2 separate regions of the Mus musculus genome follow, and region 1 is linked to region 2. The links are chromatin loops, found by intact Hi-C in ENCODE. Cell type or tissue: heart. All regions are shown on one strand. Each heading gives the region's core, and the rest is flanking DNA. Links, peaks and the distances in the headings are about the cores only.

Region 1 (4,389 bases), core at 125-4,124, 64 kb before region 2:
TGTTAGCTGGGAGATGTGCAGTGAACCCACATCTAGAAGACTACTGTTGAACTTTTCCCAAGGGCAGTTTTGATGATTATCATCTACATATACACCTCATATCTTCAATCACTTTCCCTACTATAATAATATGTAAATTTAAGACAACAGTTCGAAGATGATTTGACTAGTTTAAATTGCAAGTGCTAGCAGCTGAACTGCATTCAACCCAGAGAATATATGTGGATGGAGACAGAAAGAGACAGAGAAACCTTTGCAATCTTTTTGAGGGTAAATGCACACTTTCTGCTAAGGCTTCTGAAACATTTAAATTAATGCCAACATCACTATTATTGCCTAGCTGGGAAGCACTAATTTACAACTCACAAGCTGAGCAAGCATCTGCATGTCTGTATCTCTTGGCATTCTAGAGGCTGAAGCAGAAGGGTGTCTGAATTTGGGGGACAATGGGCTAAGTAGCTAAAACAGTCAAGGGTGCACAGTGAGATCCTATCTTGAAAACAAAAGGACAAACAAAGAACAGTAAACTCAACTTGTAGATTCCATGTTTTGCTCCAAGATGGCTGCAGCCAGCAAATTGACATTCTAATGAGCAAGGAAACCACAAGTCAAAGAAACGGTAAAGGCAGCAGTCCACCATGTGGGCAGTGTAATTATATCAGAAACTAGGAACACAGTGGTCATGAAACATACCCTGTGTTTTGAAATAAGAAACTAGCAGCTTACTGTAATGGTTGTATGTGAAAAGGAGAAGAGAGAGAAAGGAAAGGGACACCGAGCAGCCACTTAGCCTCAAAAACCTTGAGAACGAACTGCGATGTTCCCCAATTCAACCTCAGCAATATCAACAGAACACCGACTGCAGATAAAGCCATTCCAGATCGTCATGAGTTTTAGGTCCAAAGGGGAAAACTCCAAGAATCCCGAATATGGACAGACCCGCTGACTGGGTTCAAAATGAAGGCTTGCCTCACCTCAAGCTCCACTGTAGAATTTCAGGGAGAGACAAAAGTTCACCCTCATCCTTAAGGACCTCTGAAACCTTCTGTCTGCCAGGAAAATCCACTTGCCTATTAAGATACAAAGTGCCTACCAAAGCCACAGAGCTCTCAAGCCCTCCTCCCCTTCTATTCTAAACTTCCAGGCTGTTCCAATTCACAGGACAAACACACACACACACACACACACACACACACACACACACACACACACCTGAAGCTGCAGCCACCGGTTTTTCTTTATAACTCGCAAGGTTTTTCCTGCTATTCCCTCTGCTCTGGAGAGACAGCCCTTGCCAGTCTGCCTCTCTGCTCTCTTCCCATAACTGCTTTGGACTTTCCCCAAATCCTCTAGTTATTCTCTCTCTCCTATATCTTAGGTAAACATCTTCTTCCCACCATGGGTCGGTCAGTTCAGCAGCCTGCCTGTGCCCTTGCTTACAATGAGCACCTTTAATGTTCGTAACAAAATACAGAAGCGCTTGGCTCACTGTGGCAAGGTCAGTGCATCCAACCAAATCCGCTTTTGTTCCTTCCTACAGGCGTGAGTACAGCGTTCAGCCGCTCTCGTGAACTACAACACCTCGACTCCTTTAAACGCAAGAGGAAGAAAATCTAACCCCCAAGCTGTGCTCTTAACAGCTTGTCCTCCCGCTTCAGTGTCACTTCCTCCGCCTTTTAGGTCCTGCATCACTTTACAGTTCCGAAGGAAAGATTCCCTCTCCCTCCTCTCTCCCCATCAGAGGGAACACATAGACAACTACACAGGCCGGCCTCTCAAGCATTTTCAAGTCTTTCTCCTAGAACCTGCTTCGAATCCACGCAGCGGAGATTTAAAAACAGTTCTGCTCCAAACAGTCGCACACTTCCACTTTTTCCTGGATACTCAGCCAAGGCCACGCCCTGTCCCCTAGCCTGGGAGCTTCTTGTGCACTCTCACAGGGCGCGCCACGATTGGAGAAATCCGTAACCAATCTGTAGCCTTAGCCCTGATACCGGAGCCAATCCCTGGTCAGAGCCACGAACCGCCTCCACCCCGCCTCCTCTACAATCAGGAGGGTTCCTGCTGCACTCTGCTTCTGGATCCCCGAGTGCATTCCGCCAGGAACCCCGGCGACACCTAGCGACCTCCGGACTAAGGCCAGGGACGCATTGGAACCAGGAGAACGATGTAAGCGGGCGGGACGTAGTGAGCGGTGACTCGGCCCGGGGCATACAGAGTTTGCGGAGCCGGGAGCCAAAGGGAGGTCGGCGGGCAGGAGAAGCGCCCGTACTAGGCACATGGTCGGACCACAGCGGAGACTGTGGGATTTATCTTGGGGTTGACAGGCTTTTCTTTGGAGAAAAGTCCACCCTTGTCCCTTTTACTCTTGATTGTGTAGTCTGGGTGTTTAGAACGCACCTTTGCAAGGGCAATACTGACTTCAGTTCATCCGTGAAAGATGTTTGTGTTTGTTTCTTGAGACAGTCTCTTCTTCTGGAAGTAGTTTTGTGGCAAAGGAACTTTTTAATCCTCCTATCTCCACTCCCACACACCCGACCCACACACCCAGTGCTAAGATTAGAGGTGTGCGCCACCGCTGCTGGTTTTATTCGGTGCCTAGGTTGGAACCCAGAGCTTCATCCCTACTAACTGAGCTACCTCCCTAGCCCAGATAAGGCGAAAGTTCAGGGTTGGAAAAGCAGTTAAACCAGAAGCTTGAGATTATCTTTTCGGAGCTTTGCAAAAGACAAAAGCAGTCTTAATTGGTGGTGTCTGAAGGTCAAGCATTCTTGTAGATCTGAGCCGCTCGCCCCTAAGCACCTCCATTCAGTGTTCCACCTATGGGCTGCTGGGTAGGTAGGTGGCACACGGGAAGCTTGCTCAGGGCTGCAGCCAGCCAGCCTGTAAATCTGTTCAACTTTTGCCTGTGTGCGGTACCCTAATTTCGGCATCAGGTGACCATACCGCTTCCCTTGTGAGAGAATCTCACTTTCACGCGGCCTTAAAGCCCGTTTTGAATGGTGCCTCTTAACTCTTATGCTGATAATGCCTCTTAACACTTATGCTGATAAACTTGACTGTGTTTTTTATTCATGCTTCACCTCTTCATATGGCCTTGAATGCCTCTGTACTTTGAAAGCTAGAACCCTGTTCACCTCGCTCTGTTGCAATTAGCGAACTTTATAAACACTCTAGAACCCGGCTAACAGGTATGGCATGTGGTGAAAATAAAGGGAGCAGTGTTATTTATCAAGAGGCTGTCTCTGATAAATCTTTCTTGAGCTTTTAGGTAACCTGAAGGTTCCTGACGTTTTCAGATTGCTAACACAACTATTCTTTATGTCTGTATACCTCCTATGGGTCAGATTTGTAACTTGGTAGTTTGAGTGGTAAATTCAGAGCACTAAACTTTAACCATGTTTAAACTGAGTTGTGAATGCTTTGCCTACCTTTGAGATTTGCGTTTTTCCTTCAACTTTTAACCTCTAGGTTGCCCACGGTCTTCCAGTTCTGAATCAGTCCACCCTAGAGATGATAAAATGGTAGTTTTAGTTTTCTGTTGATCCGTGTGTATCTAACATGGGTTTCATATTTGATATACCCTATGCCATGATTAGATTGCCTGGGTCACCCTGACTCACATATCTCTGGTTTTCTTCACAGACCCTTGAGCTTAAGGAGAAACCAAAAGCCAACAACTTTTTTTTTTCTTCTAATTTCATGACATTTGAATGTATATATCAGTTTAGTTTATCCATGAATATCAATGTACAGCGTTCTAGCAAAAAACACATTTAAAAGTCAAAAGCCATGCAGATGTAATGAGGCTAGTAATCCCATTTGGGGGGTGAAAGCCAGAGGATCAGGAGTTCAAGGTCACCCTTGCCTTGAGGATAGCCTGGTCTACATAAGACCTGTCTCAAAAATAAATAAATGAGGTCTGTCAATGGTGGCACACATCTTTAATCCCAGCACTTGAGAGGCAGAGGCTGGCAGATTTCTGAGTTCAAGGACAGCCAGTGCTATACAGAGAAACCCTGTCTTGAAAAAAAACAGGGCTGGAGAAATGGCTCAGTGATTAAGAGCACTGACTGCTCTTCCAGAGGTCCTGAGTTCAAATCCCAGCAACCACATGGTAGCTCACAACCACCCATAATGAGATCTGATGCCCTCTTCTGGTGTGTCTGAAGACAGCTACAGTGTACTTATATATAATAAATCAATAAATCTTTTAAAAAAAGAAAAAAAAACAAAATAATAAGAATAAGAATAGAGAAACCCTGTCTCAAAAAAAAAAAACAAAATAATAATAATAAATAGGAAAACTAGCTTTCTTCTCAGGCTCAGAATCTGTAACTGAATCAAGTGTGTTTGCCCCCTTGGTGATTGAAAAGCCAATAAGCCAAC
Region 2 (4,389 bases), core at 67-4,066:
CATTAGTAGCTGGGGTTGGAACTAGAGAAACTGCATTCATCGGCCAGATTAGAACTGGCTGGATTAAATGACACCTAAACTGCTGCCATGGAAACCACTGAGCCTTGCTAATTTACTGTTATTCAATACATTCTCACACTGTGGAAAGAAACCAGGTGTGGCAGTCACTCTCCTCCCTCAAAACTGAGTCAAAGGCCACGTGTAAAATGGTCTCCTAGAGAAAGGTATTACAGGCATCGATCATGTGCTTACAGCAGATAGGCTTCCTCATAGACGAGGCTGGCCTCAAACTCATTGTGTATCCAAAGACGACCGTGAGCTCCTGCTCTTCCTGCCTGAGTGCTGACAGTGCAGTCTGCACTATCACAACCGTTCCCTGCAGCGCTGGGGATTGAACCCACGCCTTCGTGTCTTTTAGGCAGTCTACCAAATGATCTACATTCCCAGCACCTCTTGTTCTTTCAAAGGAAGCTAGTAGCTTCTGTTCAGCTCGAGAAAACAATGTCTGGCAGCCAGACAGCAGTGGCACATACACTTAATCCCAACACTCGGGAGGCAGAGGTAGGTAGATTTCTGACTCAGTGGCCAGCCTGGTCTACAGAGTTCCAGGACAGCCAAGGCTACAGAGAATTTCTGTTTTCAAACAAACAAACAAACAAACAACAAAACAAAAAACAAAAGAATACTGAAAAGAATGGGTAGGCTTAGAGTTTTCAAAACCTTCTTTAATTATGGTTCTTTAAGACTTCAACCTCTGTTGTAGTCCAGCATCCACCAGAGTTAGGGAAAAAGAAAGGTTAATAGGAAATAGGGGTTGTGGACATGCTTAGAAATGGTTCTTTGGAGCTATTCAAATCTCTGTTGTCAGCAGTCTGGTCTACTAGCAAACTACCAAATCAGCAACAGCAGTCCAGTACACCAGTCCAGTATACATGGCAAACATAAATCCATAGCAGCCGCTAGGTCCAGAGGAAACCATGAGGTTCGACCTATCAGCACAAGTCCACAGAAGCAGGAAGAAGCCGCTGGAACACCACCATAAGTTCTTTGGTGCATTTTTCACTATGAAGTCACAACAAGCTAAGATCAGCGAATCAAGCAAGGCGAACCAATTGCAGGAGCACTGTCCGCCGTCTGTTGGGTTATACTTATGCTCTTTCCAAACATATGTCCCCTCAAGCATCCGCCGTAGCAAAACATCACACGCCCTTTCACTAGGCAGTTTTCAGAAAAACACCCTGCGCCTGTTCTCGGCAAAACACCGTTACATAAGACAGTTTCCAGAAAAACATCACATGATACAACTGAGTCCCTAACAAAACCAGAAATTCCCACTTCAACAAATGTCTGCTTAATGGCATTTGATTTCCATTAACAAATAAAATGCTTACTGAGTTTTCATCTCAGTGGAAGACACCCAACTTGCAGTTACCTTAATTCAGACTTTGTTGGGAATGGTTTATTTACAAGAAAGTAGCACTGTTGCCTTAAGGTAAGAGGACGGGAGCTGAGACAAGGTCTTGTTCTGCAGGTCAGGCTGGCTTGGGATTCATGACCTCCCACCTCTGCACCCTAACTTCTAGAATTACAAGGGTGACCCCCAAGACCTGCCTTGTGAGGCCCTTGTATAGACGTTAGCTGTTTTATTACATTTCCTATACTCGGTTTTCAGTCAAATATTCGATGATGATTGGGGAACAACAACAACATGGGTCATAGCAGGGCTGTCTCTTGCAATTCTAGAAGGGTTTGTGAGCCAGATACCCTCCATGCCTACACTGTTGAGATAAAGGACATGTAGGAACTTTGAATCATGTTGGCCAATGACAGAGCTTGAATTGATACCTACTCCTGAAGACAACAACTAATTTCTCTTTTTATTCCAAATTCTTTAGTCAGGGCAAATGAGACATTCAATCAGATAGGGAAAACTGACTTGAAAATAAAGGAAAGGAATTTGGTGCGAGCGCTTTGCCCCTTTCAACCAACCTGGTTTCCTTGTGTGTTGGTTATTTTGTGTGTTTGTTTATTTAAAGGTGTTTTTTGTTTGAGACGAGGTCTAACTCCAGATCCTCCTACCTTCTTGGTGCAGGAATACTTGAGAGTATCACCCGAGGAGGCAACTCCCATTTTAATTTCCTCTGTTTGAGAGCTAGCTCAGGCGCAGCACATTCTGAGTCTTCTTGGGTTGATTTTTTGTTTTGATTTGTTTGAGACTGTGTGTGTCTGTGTCTGTCTGTCTGTCTGTCTCTCTCTCTTTATCTCTCTCTCCCTCCTCCTGGCTGTTCTGGAGCACCCTGTGTGGATCAGGTTCCTCTAAACTCACAGAGATCCTCCAGCCTCTGCCTCCGGAGATCAAAGGGGTGTGCTATCCCGCCAGGCTTTGAAGATTTTGCCAATCAACCAGCAGCCGGGAGCCACGCAGCAGCAGCGGAGACAACCAGGAAGTACACAGCCCGCGTCGTCAAGGACCGAGCGCTTTTTAGCCCTCCTCCCGACCCGTAGCCGCGCGGAGTGCGCGCGAGCGACTCGCGCATAAAAGCCCGGCTCGGGGCGTCTAGGAGCCAGTGCTGCTTCCTGCTTCGGACGGAGCTGTTGGCGGAGCCGCGAAGATGGCGTCGACCAGCCGGTGAGTGCAACGGCCTCGGAGCGAGTGGAGCAGGGCATCGCGGGGCCCAGGTTCCTCCAGAAGGCCGCCGCGGGTGTCCCTTACCCACCTGAGTCATCGCCGCCCGGGTTTGACCCTGCGGATCCGCACGGCCCCGGCCTCCGTCTCCGGACCCTTCAACCGTCTTTGTGTCATGTTGATGTTTTCTGTGTATTTTCTCCCTTACGGCCCATCCAGCCGGAGGGGGCTGAAACCCCGTTTCCGAAGAGCTGGAAAAGCGACGTTCCAGGTCCCTATCGATCTGACAACCGCAAAGTTGAGAAACGTCAGCATTGGTTGTCTGGTGGCAAAGGGTCGCTAGCCCAATGGCCCCCCCAGAAGTGGAAACGAAAGCACATACGGAGACTTGATTCATTCTCCTAAAAGACCCCCTGTCCCCACCCCGAAAAGTATCATTGCGTACTCTGAAGGAGATGCTGTCTGCAGAAAATTAATTACATATGCTGGAAGTCATTTTAAATGTATTTTTAAAACGTAGTTTGCTTAATATCTACAGGAAATGCGTGTTGTGACCGCAGAGACAGCCTTTAATCTTGTGACCTCCAAAATGCTTTGCAGACCCTAATTATATCTCTTGTAACCACTATGAGGTAGATATTAGTATACTGGCATATGTGTAAACTGAGTCATGCCAGCGTGTTGACCTTTCGCGGGCCACTATACCTATTCTGATTATCCGTCCACTGGTCTCCAGTTAACACAGAATGTACAGAAAGTATCAAATTAAGTTCTGTTCTTTTGGCACTTTTTTTTTTTTTTCGGAGGTGGTTACTATGTGTGGAATTGGTAAACGTCACCGGGGGAAGCCATTATTTACAGAAACTTGGCCTTTCTGGGAACCTCCAAGTCTGCTGTTTATTATAAAAAGTGGGAGGTGGGCATAGGAAGCCTCGTGAACTTCTTGCGTGGAAGCAATGGGCAATCTTGTTTACTGATTTTATGATTTAATTAGATTAATTATGATTTAATCATTCCATCTGGGTGTGGTTTTGTCACGTAAGGCTTCCTTGTAGCGACATAGGAACCTTCAGCTTCCCCAAATACTATTGAAATTTCCCATGGGTGATGTGTTCATATGTAGGCACAGCTTACCATCTTAGGGAAAAGGAACTCCTGTATTCTTGAAACACAAGTTGTAGTGTTTAAATAGTACACATAGTAAAATCACTGGTTACAGTTTTTAAACTTTTCTTCACTTAAAAAAATCCCTTGAAATTAATTTCTTTTCTGGACAGCTAGTGTTTGATTTTGAGTTAGTGGTCTCGAATCTTCTGTCTCCACCTTGAAAACTGTGGGGTTGTAGATCTGCCCGGCCCTCATCCAGCTCTTAAGTCTGTGTCATTCCTGTTGCTATCAAGTTTTGCCAGCAGTGTGAATAGAGAGAAGTTGCCTGAGAGTTTGTCATACCTTGAGGGCGGCATGTAGGCACTAAGCATTGGCACTGGTTGGTGTTCTCGAAGAGAACATGTCCAGATTGATGCCCACTCTTTATTCCGACGTCAGTAAATAACTTTTTGGCTGCGATCTGTAAAATGAAGATTGTGCCTATCTTTTAGGATGTTGTGCACATTGAGCATTCAAAATGTTTATGGGCGGGGGAGGGGGCTCCATGGTTAGGAACACTGGGTGCTTTTCCAGCACCCACATGGCAACTCATGAACTCCTAACTCAATTCCAGGGCATCTCTTCTGTCTCTGTAGGCACTAAGACATACATGCAGA

The links. Hi-C counts contacts between places; a loop is a spot of excess contacts. Peaks named below come from ENCODE experiments on the same cell type or tissue, not always from the same donor. Only the 100,000 strongest peaks of a DNase experiment are listed, where the experiment ranks them.
Region 1: it touches region 2 in a loop (2.2-fold over the local background); 1 of 42 quality-filtered maps calls a loop at or near these places.

What each region holds. Positions count from the first base shown.
Region 1 is chr3:142,699,007-142,703,395 of GRCm38, forward strand. It overlaps Kyat3 (kynurenine aminotransferase 3), which reads left to right and starts at 2,042. Exons shown (of 14, transcript NM_001293560.1): 1 at 2,042-2,169. In heart, for the core only: a CTCF peak has its summit at 2,112; a DNase peak (open chromatin) is centred at 1,995; H3K4me3 peaks cover 2,400 bases; H3K27ac peaks cover 1,308 bases.
Region 2 is chr3:142,762,660-142,767,048 of GRCm38, forward strand. It overlaps Gtf2b (general transcription factor IIB), which reads left to right and starts at 2,588. Exons shown (of 7, transcript NM_145546.1): 1 at 2,588-2,629. The coding sequence starts at 2,613. In heart, for the core only: no CTCF peak of the experiment used is centred there; a DNase peak (open chromatin) is centred at 2,512; H3K4me3 peaks cover 2,394 bases; H3K27ac peaks cover 1,466 bases.